Regions from separate parts of the Homo sapiens genome. Here regions 2 and 3 are each linked to region 1. The links are chromatin contacts, found by Hi-C or POLR2A ChIA-PET in ENCODE. All regions are on one chromosome and are shown on one strand. Each heading gives the region's core, a stretch centred on a gene start or an enhancer-like site at or near the end of the contact. The rest is flanking DNA. Distances are from core to core; before and after follow the strand shown. Region 1 holds the start of NFATC2 (nuclear factor of activated T cells 2). Region 2 holds the start of DPM1 (dolichyl-phosphate mannosyltransferase subunit 1, catalytic). Region 3 has its middle 21 kb from the start of MOCS3.

The links. A loop is a pair of places that touch in the nucleus more often than their neighbours do. ChIA-PET counts read pairs that join two places held with the same protein, here RNA polymerase II (POLR2A). Pooled maps may share reads with other maps.
Region 2: a loop to region 1 is called in a map of naive thymus-derived CD4-positive, alpha-beta T cell, with 15 times the contacts of the local background. The contact joins the promoter of DPM1 here to the promoter of NFATC2 in region 1. A Hi-C loop is called at or near these places in 2 of 168 maps with a recorded cell type or tissue (both naive thymus-derived CD4-positive, alpha-beta T cell), 1 of 37 single-sample maps with no recorded cell type and 12 of 50 pooled maps. POLR2A ChIA-PET finds 5 or more read pairs at or near these places in 5 of 52 experiments (CD4-positive, alpha-beta T cell, Caco-2, T-cell and 2 more).
Region 3: a map of HepG2 shows a loop between it and region 1 (2.8-fold over the local background). The contact joins the enhancer-like site here to the promoter of NFATC2 in region 1. A Hi-C loop is called at or near these places in 1 of 168 maps with a recorded cell type or tissue (HepG2) and 5 of 50 pooled maps. POLR2A ChIA-PET finds 5 or more read pairs at or near these places in 2 of 52 experiments (Caco-2 and activated B cell).

What each region holds. Positions count from the first base shown.
Region 1 is chr20:51,541,151-51,544,803 of GRCh38, reverse strand. NFATC2 (nuclear factor of activated T cells 2) reads left to right here and starts at 2,085. Exons shown (of 11, transcript NM_012340.5): 1 at 2,085-2,434. The coding sequence starts at 2,305. RefSeq lists silencers at 2,071-2,230, 2,241-2,350 and an enhancer at 3,115-3,653.
Region 2 is chr20:50,956,129-50,959,781 of GRCh38, reverse strand. It overlaps DPM1 (dolichyl-phosphate mannosyltransferase subunit 1, catalytic), which reads left to right and starts at 1,250. Exons shown (of 9, transcript NM_003859.3): 1 at 1,250-1,419. The coding sequence starts at 1,259. It overlaps MOCS3 (molybdenum cofactor synthesis 3), which reads right to left and starts at 964. Exons shown (of 1, transcript NM_014484.5): 1 at 1-964. The coding sequence starts at 939. RefSeq lists enhancers at 181-791, 1,004-1,493.
Region 3 is chr20:50,978,290-50,981,942 of GRCh38, reverse strand. No RefSeq gene overlaps it. Among named protein-coding and RNA genes, the nearest start is that of MOCS3, 21 kb to the right of the region's middle. Within about 2 kb of position 1,787, at least 3 of the 41 ENCODE cell types and tissues checked have a DNase peak (open chromatin) inside an H3K27ac peak, as active enhancers do.

The DNA of each region.
Region 1 (3,653 bases), core at 836-3,335:
TCTGGTGAGCTTTTACAAAATACTGATGCCTAAGTCCCAACCCCAAACATTCTGATCAAATCGATGTCTGGTGGTGCTCAGGTCGTTGAATACAAATTTTAACAGCTCTCCAGGTGATTCTAATGTGTAGTCTGGGTTAAGAACCACTGGTCTGAGTGCAATTTTGAAAACCCCGTTCATAACTGTGCTACTTTGCTTTCAGGGCATAAGCATGATGAAGGGAGAGGCTGTGGCTTGTTGATGGTTGCATCCCCAACATCTTGTGGCAGTGCCAGGCAGGTGCTCAATAAATATTTGTGGAATGATGGATGGCTTGGCACAAATCCCCTTAATGGAGCTGAGATGGCTCCCCTGAAGAATGCGTGTCCTCAATTCCTCCTGGCACATGGGGAAGGATTCGAATCACTTGAGGTCAAGCTGTGGTTCTCACGAGGATCTTAAGACCTCTCCCGTCTAATCTTCTCATCCTCAACACTGGCTGCACCTTAGATTCATCTGAAGTTTAAAAAAATTTTCAGGCCGGGCGTGGTGGCTCACACCTGTAATCCCAGCACTTGGGGAGGCCGAGGCGGGTGGATCACGAGGTCAGGAGATCAAGACCTTCCTGGCTAACACAGTGAAACCCCATCTCTACTAAAAATACAAAAAAGTAGCCAGGCATGGTGGCTGGCGCCTGTAGTCCCAGCTACTCGGGAGGCTGAGGCAGGAGAATGGCGTGAACCCAGAAGGCAGAGCTTGCAATGAGCCAAGATCGCGCCACTGCACTCCAGCCTGGGCGACAGAGCGAGACTCCGTCTCCAAAAAAAAAAAAAAAAAAAAAAAAAAAAATTAGGAATTCTGCTTCAGTGGGTTTGGATTGCAGCCCAGCACGGGAGTTTAAAAAGGTGTCCCAGGTGATTCTAATATGTGGGAAGGGTTGAAGACCACTGTTTTGATCTTTTCTACCTCTGTGAGTCTGTTTCCAACTTCAGCTAAGTTGGTGGAGCCCCCTGGCAGAGTTTTATTGGAGGGTGTTCTTTAGTTACTGGGTCCTTATGCAGTGTTTGCCAAATGTACCTGTTCATTAATGCTCACGTTGGGTGCTTAATTAAAAATACACATTCACGAGTCTGTATTCAGACTTATGGAATCAGAAGCTCCAGGGAGGGGCCTGGGAATCATGCTTTAAACAAGCAGCCAGGCGTGTTTGTCACTTGCCAACCGCCCCATCAGAACTGTACTCCTCGTTCTCCCTCCAGCACACCCAGCCCCTTCGAGCTCTGGCTCTGTGTTTTGGTTCTCACTGCCAGAACACACTTCCCCAAGATCGCCTCATCAATCAGGTTTCTTCAAATGTCACCTCCTCAGAGAGGTCCTCCTTGACCACCCAAGGGACTAAAGCCACCCCAACCTTTATCCCATACCCTGGTGAGTTCTCTCCTGGCCCCATAAGCAGATGCTTTTTGTCCTGTTTCTCTCCTTCAGGCCTCTCCCACTACCAGAGCCTGAGCTTCCGAGGGCAACAGTGTCTGGCTCCGGCTGGGTGCCCAGCACCTGGCACGTGGTAGGTGGCCAGGAGGCATAGCTGTAACGGGGGGGACTAGTGCTGTCAGTCCGATTCCTTCCTAGGCGCTGGGGAGTTGAGTTCAGGGCCATGCAGGTGTCTGAAGTACTGTGAAAATCATGCCGCCCCCGTGGGCACACGGAGACGCCTGGAGACACGGGTCTGCAATAGAAGGGGGTGGATACCCCCTTCCACCCCATGGAGAAGAAAAGCAGGAAAAAGTGTGGGGCCAGTGGGTCCCTTAGGGCAAAAGTCCTAGTGGCGGCAGCTTTCTTGTCTAGACCCTGGTTCGCGCAGCGCGTGTCGCACTCACCCGTGGAGGGTGGGAGACAGCGGCCGCCCCAGCGCCCAGCGGTGGCCCGGGACAGTGTGGTCAGGTCCGCGGACAGCCTCCTTCCTCCCGGCACCGGCCAGCCCAGGCCGCGCGCCCCTCCCCTCCGGTCCCCTGGTGGCGGCCCCGCCCCCGCCGGCCTGGCCGCCCTGTCCCCGCCTCCACGCCCCCCCCCCCCCCGCCTCCCCGGGCTGCAACAGGTGCCTCCGGAGCAGGAAGCTCGCGCCGCCGTCGCCGCCGCCGCTCAGCTTCCCCGGGCGCGTCCAGGACCCGCTGCGCCAGGCGCGCCGTCCCCGGACCCGGCGTGCGTCCCTACGAGGAAAGGGACCCCGCCGCTCGAGCCGCCTCCGCCAGCCCCACTGCGAGGGGTCCCAGAGCCAGCCGCGCCCGCCCTCGCCCCCGGCCCCGCAGCCTTCCCGCCCTGCGCGCCATGAACGCCCCCGAGCGGCAGCCCCAACCCGACGGCGGGGACGCCCCAGGCCACGAGCCTGGGGGCAGCCCCCAAGACGAGCTTGACTTCTCCATCCTCTTCGACTATGAGTATTTGAATCCGAACGAAGGTCGGTGGAGGCTACCCCTGGCCTGGCCCCTGAGCCCGCCAGGGGCTCAGGCCTGGGGACTGGGCACAGGAGTCCTCTTGGCTCCAGCCGTCCCCCTTCCTAAGGGGCCTGGAGGGAGGGTGCCCCTACCCAGGTGCCAGGGAGGGGAGGCGTCAGTGGCCCCTGCCACCCTTAGGGGGCGGTCGGCTCCCTCTTGCCCCTTAGGGGCACCAGTTTCTGGTTGCTCATGACTGCTCCCTGAGGGTCACTCTCAGCAAAACAAAAGGTGGCAGGCAGGTCCCAAGGCTGGGGGGCGGGTGCTGTCTGCTGGCCTCTTGCCTGGGACTGGGCTGTCAAAGGGCAAGGGACATGATTTCTGTGCCTTTGGAGGGAGGAGGTGAGGAAGCGAAGAATGGAGTTAGCAGGGAGGAGTTGCCAAAAAAAGAAGGAAGGGGGGTGCAGCTGAACCCAGTTATCAAGGGTAGGAGGCCGCTCCTTCCCTCCAGGCACTGAAGTGAGGCCACGCAGCTCCCATCACCTCCTGTGAGCAGTGGTTGACGGGGACTTTGTGTTGAAACTGAGGAAGAGGTTGTCTGTCTGATGCTGGAGAGGGTTAAAACCTTTGGTATTATAAGGCCGGCCCATTTCCTCCCTGGGTTCTGCTGCTGAACCCATCACTTACCACTCACAAGAGGATTGGTCTGAGCTATATTAAGTGATCTTCTACGCTTAGTCCTAATGGATGTGGTGGGATGGGGTAGGGTGAGGGGCAGCTGCAGCATGGATTCAGAAGGACACAGGCTCTTTCTGCCTGAACTTTGTCACTCTGTGCCTCCAACTGCCCTCAGTTGCTGGGGGCTGGGGACTTCCCCGGGCTGGGCCCAATGCTTATCTGTCACTTCACGTGTTTAACAGGAGCATTCGTTAGAGGGAGGAGGAGGAGGAGGGGGAAGCGGCCACACGCCCAACCTCACTGTGTATTTCTGGTTAGCAGGTTGTCTTGGAAAAAACAAAAAACCCAACCAGGCTTCCTGATTTTGACAGCCCAGCCCAGCCCAGCCAATGCTTGTTGAAGGCTCAGTGGCAGGCCTGTTAGTAGCTTCCAGACGCACTCTGGGCTTGCCTCCATCTAGTGTGTAGGAAGGGCTTGTGCTGACTGGCTCGTGGAGGAAGCCTGTCAAGGAGGCTTGGTGGCCTGATGTTTCCCACAAACACTGTGTTAGGCAGATAATGAAGTTTT
Region 2 (3,653 bases), core at 1-2,500, 580 kb after region 1:
TTCATAGTCCAGCAGATCAGTCACAGTGGGCCGTTCCCCGCAAGCTGCACAGTCGAGCCTGCGGCTCCGCAGCCGAATAGAGCGGAAATGCCCTCTCAGGGCATCAAAGAGCAACAAGCTGCCACTGTAAGAGGGGCCCAGACCCGCAGCGATTTTCAGCACTTCCAAGGCCTGCAGGCAGCCCAGGACCCCGGTAACGACACCGAGCACCCCGCCGTCCGCGCAGTTGGTCACTGTCTCCGCTGGGGGTGGTTGGGGGAATATGCAGCGATAGCAAGGGCCACCGTCATAATGGTAGACTGTGATTTGGCCCTCGAAGCGCAAGGCACTGGCAGACACGAGGGGCCGACCCGCCAGCACACATGCGTCATTAACCAGGTAGCGAGTGGGCACGTTGTCCGAGCAGTCAGCCACCACATCATATCGGCGGACCAGGTCTAGGGCAGTGGCTGGCGTAAGGGCCTGAGTGTACGGCACGCATTCCACTGCCGAATTGAGGCGGCGCAGCGAGGCGGCGGCCGAAAAGGCCTTGGCCTGGCCAGCCAGTGCCTCGCCATGCAGCACTTGGCGGGCCAGGTTGCTCATCTCTACCACGTCATAGTCCACAAGGCCAAGGCGGCCCACGCCGGCCGCTGCCAAGTACTGCGCTAGTGGACAGCCGAGCCCACCGCAGCCCACGATTAGCACGCACGCGGTCCCCAGGCGCAGCTGTCCGTGCACGCCCAGCTCGGGCAGCACTAGCTGCCGGCTATAGCGCAGAATCTCATCTCGGGACAGAGCGGCCTTCGGCGGCAGCGGCGACACCGGAACCAGCCGTTCTGGCTGCGGTTCCTGCTCAGCCAAAAGAGCCGACGCCAGCTTCTGCTTCAGCGAATTCAATTCCTCCTCACGTTGGGCAACTTCAGCTTGTAAGGCGAGTACCTCCTCCCGGGAAGCCATGGCGACCTCTTCCGGAAGTTGTCGTGAAAGGCATTTCCGCTTCCGTCTTCTGTCTCCTAGCGACTGGGATAAACTAAAAAACTTTATGGAGCTTGGGAAAAGGTGATGAATAGATATTTACTTCCTGAAGAAACCTTCAGATTAAACTTCAAAGATGTATAAATCCAGAATATTTCTAATTGAACCACGCAATGGCCCTAGAAGAACTAGCGATCAATCACACAGGTCATCCCCCGCTTCCGAATTTGGTACGGTCCGACCCGTCCTTTTCCGCGCCACATTACGTAATTCCGCTTCCGGCATCTGGCTCAGTTCCGCCATGGCCTCCTTGGAAGTCAGTCGTAGTCCTCGCAGGTCTCGGCGGGAGCTGGAAGTGCGCAGTCCACGACAGAACAAATATTCGGTGCTTTTACCTACCTACAACGAGCGCGAGAACCTGCCGCTCATCGTGTGGCTGCTGGTGAAAAGCTTCTCCGAGAGGTAGCGCACCAGGTCTCCCTCCCCGAAGAATGAGATGAGCTGGCTTCCCCGGCCCGGGTGTCGGCAGCTGGCTGCGCGAAGCGGCCCTGTCCAGCCTTCTTTGCCTCACACAGGAAGGCCCGGGGAGAGGGCCACCCTGCGAGGGAAGCAGAGGCGGATGCTTGTTGGGTTTTCTTCGTGTCCTGGGTTCTCATTCCTGCCCTTGGGTTTTGTGAGACTCTCATTTATCTTTATTATGTAGTACTCCCGTCCCCCGCCTTTCCGTAGAAAGGTTGGCCACTCTTTTACTTGGAAGCGAGGCTGAAAGCGTGATCCCACTCCTCCCTCTAGGCGGTCAGGATCTGCGGCAAGAGCCGGGAGTCCAAGCGAGAGCTCTCACTCTCCGCTCCGGTGCCGAGTGCTTACATAAGCATGAGGTTTGGTGTGTGTGGGTTAGGGAGCTATTGCTGGGCACGATAACCTTTCTGGAAAGGAGAAAGCAGAAGAGCATCTTCGCTGATCACTGGTGGATGTTTGGTGTGATTGTTAGAACCGGGATGGGGGGTGGGTGGAGTTCGAATTTGGAAGTGTTAATGCAGTGTTTTTAAAAACTGCAAAAAATCCTGGAGTCAGTACGAAGTAACTTGTTTTACGATTGCACAAATGGGATCATGCTGTGAAATCTTTGAAGACTTTTTCTCATATTAACATGTACAAACATAGCAAATTACTTTGGAAGTTAGGTAACATTCCATATGGCTGTGTTATTTATTTAATCAGGTCATGGCAATGAACTGGATTATTTCCAGCGCCTTTTGGTTGTTTCTGTTTTTTGGCTTTTGCTTTGTCGATGAGAACAAGGACTTTGTTCACACCATATTTTCCAGCTAAATTTAGAAAAGTGCTTGACACATAGCGGTGCTCCTTTATTGCATCAGTGTTGGCAGCAGACGCGTTCATACTTTTACTTGTGTACTAGGGATAAATTCTTCGAGGTAGGATTGCTGGGTCGACAGAAATGTGCTTAAAATGGACAGTTACTGCCAAATTGCTCTAAAGAAAAAAAAGGTTGTACAAGTTTGGACTCTCCATTCTTCAGAGTGCCTGTTTCCCTATCAACCAGCCCGCCTGAGCATTAGACTTAACATTGTTGGAAGTACTCATTTGTGAAAACCATTGCTGTTTTGATTGTATTTCCTTGAATAACTGCCTTCATATGCCTTGCCCCTCAGAGTTTTAAAATTTTTATTTTTCCTGTTTAATCTTTTAATTTTGATTTCTATAAGCTCTAAATTAAAGAAAGTAACTATCATACAACCGATCTCGTTCAGGGCTTGTATTCTAATTTTGCAATTTTTTTTTTTGCTGTTTTAATTTTTTTATGTAGTACAATTTATGTTTCCTTTTAATGGTTTGTGAATCAATCTTTTAAGATCAAAATGAAGTTTGATAAAGGAAACAAAACTTTTCAGATGCAATCAAATTACTTGAAGTCAGCCCAGCTTGGTACCTTTGAGCTGCCTCACCCTCAGGTGGTGTAGCTGCTTTGAAGTGGTAGGGGACAGTAATTTGCTTTTAACGACCCCATTTTGTTTATGGAATTTCTCTTTCAGCACGTCTATTAAAATCACCTTACATATTTTGGCATGTAAAGGCACCAGTGCCCAGATTTAAGGCACAGTGGGAAGCCAAAGTCATTGTTCTACTCTTGGAGAATAGATAACACAGGGGTTTGCTTTCTTGTCTTCAAAGTTTGCTGGGGCTGACTTGTTAAAGCCTTTAACAGTGGAATATGTTTTCTGGTTGATTTTCTTGTATTTGTTTCTTTTTTCTTTTTCTTTTTTTTTTTTTTCTTTTGGAGACGGAGTCTTGCTCTGTTGCCCAGGCTGGAGTGCGGTGGCGCCATCTTGGCTCACTGCAGGCCCCGCCTCCCGGGTTCTTTTTAGTAGAGACGGGGTTTCACTGTGTTAGCCAGGATGGTCTCGATATCCTGACCTCGTGATCCGCCTGCCTCGGCCTCCCAAAGTGCTGGGATTACAGGTGTGAGCCACCGCGCCCAGCCTCTTGTATTTGTTTCTTAAAGCAGGACCAAGAGAAAACGGAATGTTATGTCGTAGGTATTATTTATCCACCAAGTATTGTGTTGGTTTGTTTTTAGACTAGAAACTACCACCTGAGATTAATGGGAAGTAACAGATGTTAATTCTGAAGCACAGTGGAATCTTTTGTAATGCTACTCTGCTTTTGTTTTTTTA
Region 3 (3,653 bases), core at 538-3,037, 560 kb after region 1:
GTACTCACCTCATAAGCTGATCTTGTGAATTAAATGAGTTAATATTTATGCAGCTGTTAGAACTGGCTCGCAGTTCACAACAATTGCTATGGTTGCGGTGGTTGGGATGTATTTATTTTAATGTCCATTAAGGGAAAAACTAAACCAGTACAGAAAATCTAAGACTTCATAGCCATTATGCTATAAAACAAAACAGACTAAAGTTGTTTAACAACAAAAAAATGGTTTTAAAGAATGTGCCTTTTTAAAGCACAAGTGTACAGAATGACAAATGTTTTAAAGTGATCTGGCGCCCCCTCCTGGTAATGGACAGTAGCTGTCCTGCCAATCCCCCCATTCTGAAACTGCTGAGGTCAGCGCTGTCACTCACTTCCCTCCGGGGACTGACTTAGGAGAAGAGTTGGTCCCATGGGAAGATGGGATGCTCCACATGGCCCGACCTGAGAAATGCATCCCTGCCGTGCTGAAGGAGCTCACCGGTGAGCCCACCCACCTCGCTGCCACTGTTCAATAGTTAAGGAAGTGCTCAAAGCTGGAAGGCGACCCAAACTTGGCCAGCCCCGCACTGTGCCCACCCTGAAATCCCTCTCCGGTTTCCCAGCCCTGCACAGCCCTGCCACAAGCTGGTTTTCTCCCAGGAACGTCTGCAGGATTGAGGAAGCCACAGGGCCCACCGAGGAGGCCCTCCTGCTCTGGCAGGGGTGTCCTGTTGAGCCCTGCTGGCCCAGTCCCAACGGAAGGAAGGAGTGTCCTTGGCTGGACCCCTGGGCTTCACACACCGCGCCGCCCAGTCCTCAGGAAGTCCGCAGAACACAGCCCACACTTCTCACAGTGGCCTGGCCCTGCGTCCTCTAACCCTGACTTTAGCCTGTCCCCTCTCTCTCCTTTCCGGACTCCAGCCACACTGGCCCTGCCTCTTCCTCAAACGCACAGAGCTCTGTCCCACTTCGGAGCATTTGCCTTTGCCGGTGCCTCCACCTGCCTGGGCTGCCTCCACCCAGACCCCAGAGGGCTCACTCCCACCCGCATGTCTGCGCCAGGTCCCGTCTCCCTCGAGGGTCCTGTTGGTGCCAGTCCCCACCTCCCTGTGCCACTGTCCTTTCTCATTTCCTTCAAGCCGGTCCCAACAGTGCAATTGTTGTCTGTCTTTCCCGAAGTCTCGTCTATTTCTCCCACCAGCTGTGAGCTCCAAGGAAACAGGTGTCACACCTGCCCGGCTCACTCCACATCTCCAGCCCACATTGTTCCACAAATGTGTGTTGAAGAGATGAACACTAGCCTCACTTTGCACACAAGGGAACTCAGAGAAGTGAAGTGACTTAAGGACAGACAGAAGTGTCTCCGAAGGTTACACCCTTGACCTGTGCCACACAGCCCAAGTTCAGCATGGCCTCTGAGTAGGGTAGGTCACCTCCCAATGAAGTAACTTTTCCCATTTGAGGGGGTCACCACTGGCCTACGAACCCTCCCACATCACTGACTCTGGTGACATCATACAGGCGAGATTCAGTCATCGGGTCAGCTGCATATGGTGCAATCCCTCAGCCCATGATTCATTCATTCCAACTGACATTTGCAAAGAATGTGTAGACACAATATAAGTGGAACGTTTCACTCACAGGGAAGAGGAACGGGTTACTCATTCCTTTAGCCACTAAATTGGCAAATGAATTTTTACTGCCTCCGAGAGCTGGAGACAAAGGAGGGGCCTATTCTAGATGTGCTTCTAGGCATACTCAAAAACTCAGACACATCACACAGGGGTTTTTTTTAAAGAGTCATCGAATATTCCAAACCTTATTCAGACTATAAGATGGTTGCCAGAGTGATTCAATCAATCATTCCACAAATAAACAAGGAAAGCATGTACTACGTCAGATGGTGACGGAGCCATGGAGAGAAACAAAGCGGGGAAGCCCAAGAGGAGATGCGATTGTAATTGGCATGTCTTAATTTTAAATTATTTAAGTTGACCTGGCACAGTGGCTCGTGCCTGTAATCCTAGCACTTTGGGAGGCCGAGGCCAGAGGACTGCTTGAGGCCAGGAGTTCAAGACCAACTTGGCCAACACAGTGAGCCCCATCTCAAATTTAATAATAATAAAAAATAAAATAAATGAATACATGATTTAAGTTAAGTAATGAAGGAAGGCCTCCCTGAGAAAGCGACATTTGGGCAAAGTGGAAGGAACAGCCCATGCAAAGGCCCGGAGGACCATGCCTGATGTGTTGGAGGCACAGACATAAGGTGGTGGGGGCAGGGCAAGCAGGGTGGTGAGGCTGGAGAGGAAGAGGGCAGATCGGAGTCCTCTGGGCAATGTGACTTTTACCCTGAGTGAGATGAGAGCCAGCGTAGGGTGGTTTTCTGTTTGACTTTTTTCTAGAGACAAGGTCTTGCTCTGTTTTCAGGCAGAGTGCAGTGACATTCTCAGAGATTACTGCAGCCTCCAACTCCCAGGCTCAAGCAATCCTCTGGCATCAGCCCCCTGAGCAGCTGAGGCCACAGGCATGCACCACCATGCCTAGGTAATCATGTGTGTGTGTGTGTGTGTGTGTGTGTGTGTGTGTGTGTGTGTGTGTAGAGATGGGGTCTCGCTATGTTGCACAGGCTGATCTCAAACTCCTGGCCTCAAGCGGGAGTCACAGGCATGAGCCATTGCAGCAGGCCAGAAGGGGGGCATTTTCAGCACAGGCGTAAAAAGATACCCCTGAGGTGTTAACACGTTCCCTCTGGGAACAAGAGACCAGAGAGGAGGTGACTTTAACAGTTCAGCTGAGAGGTGATGGTATGTGGACCAGGTGAGTGATGAGAAGCAGGAAGATTCTGCATGTTTTGAAGGTACAGCCCATAGGGTGTTGATGGCAAACGGAATGTGGGAATAAGAAAAAGAGAGGGGCCAGGAGCAGTGGCTCATGCCTGTAATCCCAGCACTTTGGGAGGCCGAGGCGGGTGGATCACCTGAGGTCAGGAGTTCAAGACCAGCCTGGCCAACATGGTGAAACCCTGTCTCTACCAAAAATATAAAAAATTAGCCGGGCATGGTGGTGGGTGCCTGTAATCCCAGCTACTTGGGAGACTGAGGCAGGAGAATTGCTTGAACCTGTGAGACAGAGGTTGCAGCAAGCCAAGATCACGCTACTGCACACCAGCCTGGGCAACAGAGCAAGAGTGAAGAGGAAGAAGAAGAAGAAGAGGAAGAGGAAGAAGAAGAAGAGGAAGAGGAAGAAGAGGAAGAGGAAGAATAAGAAGAGGAGGAGGAGGAAGAAAGGAAGGAAGGAAAAGAAAAGAAAAAAGAAAAAGAGAGGGGTCAAGAACAATTCCAAGATTTGTGGCCTCAGCACCTGAGAGGATGGAGGCTCCACTTTTGGAGCAGGGGATGGCCGTAGGAAGAGCGGGTTTGGCAAGGTGGGCTCAGGGGAAGTTTAGTGTATCAAACCAAAATTCTGTGGACTCGAAAAGATCAAGATGATCCCAAAATTATTATTCACAGAAACCCAAACATCAGCCCAGCACCAGGGGAAACCACTCAAGCAGTCTAGAGCAGAAAGGGAAAAATGTTAAATGGGTGTGCAGAAACTCATGCTGGAACGAAAGAAGAGATAAAAACAAGCTGCTAGAGAAGAGAAAAGAATGTGCCCCAAGGACCAGAGCAT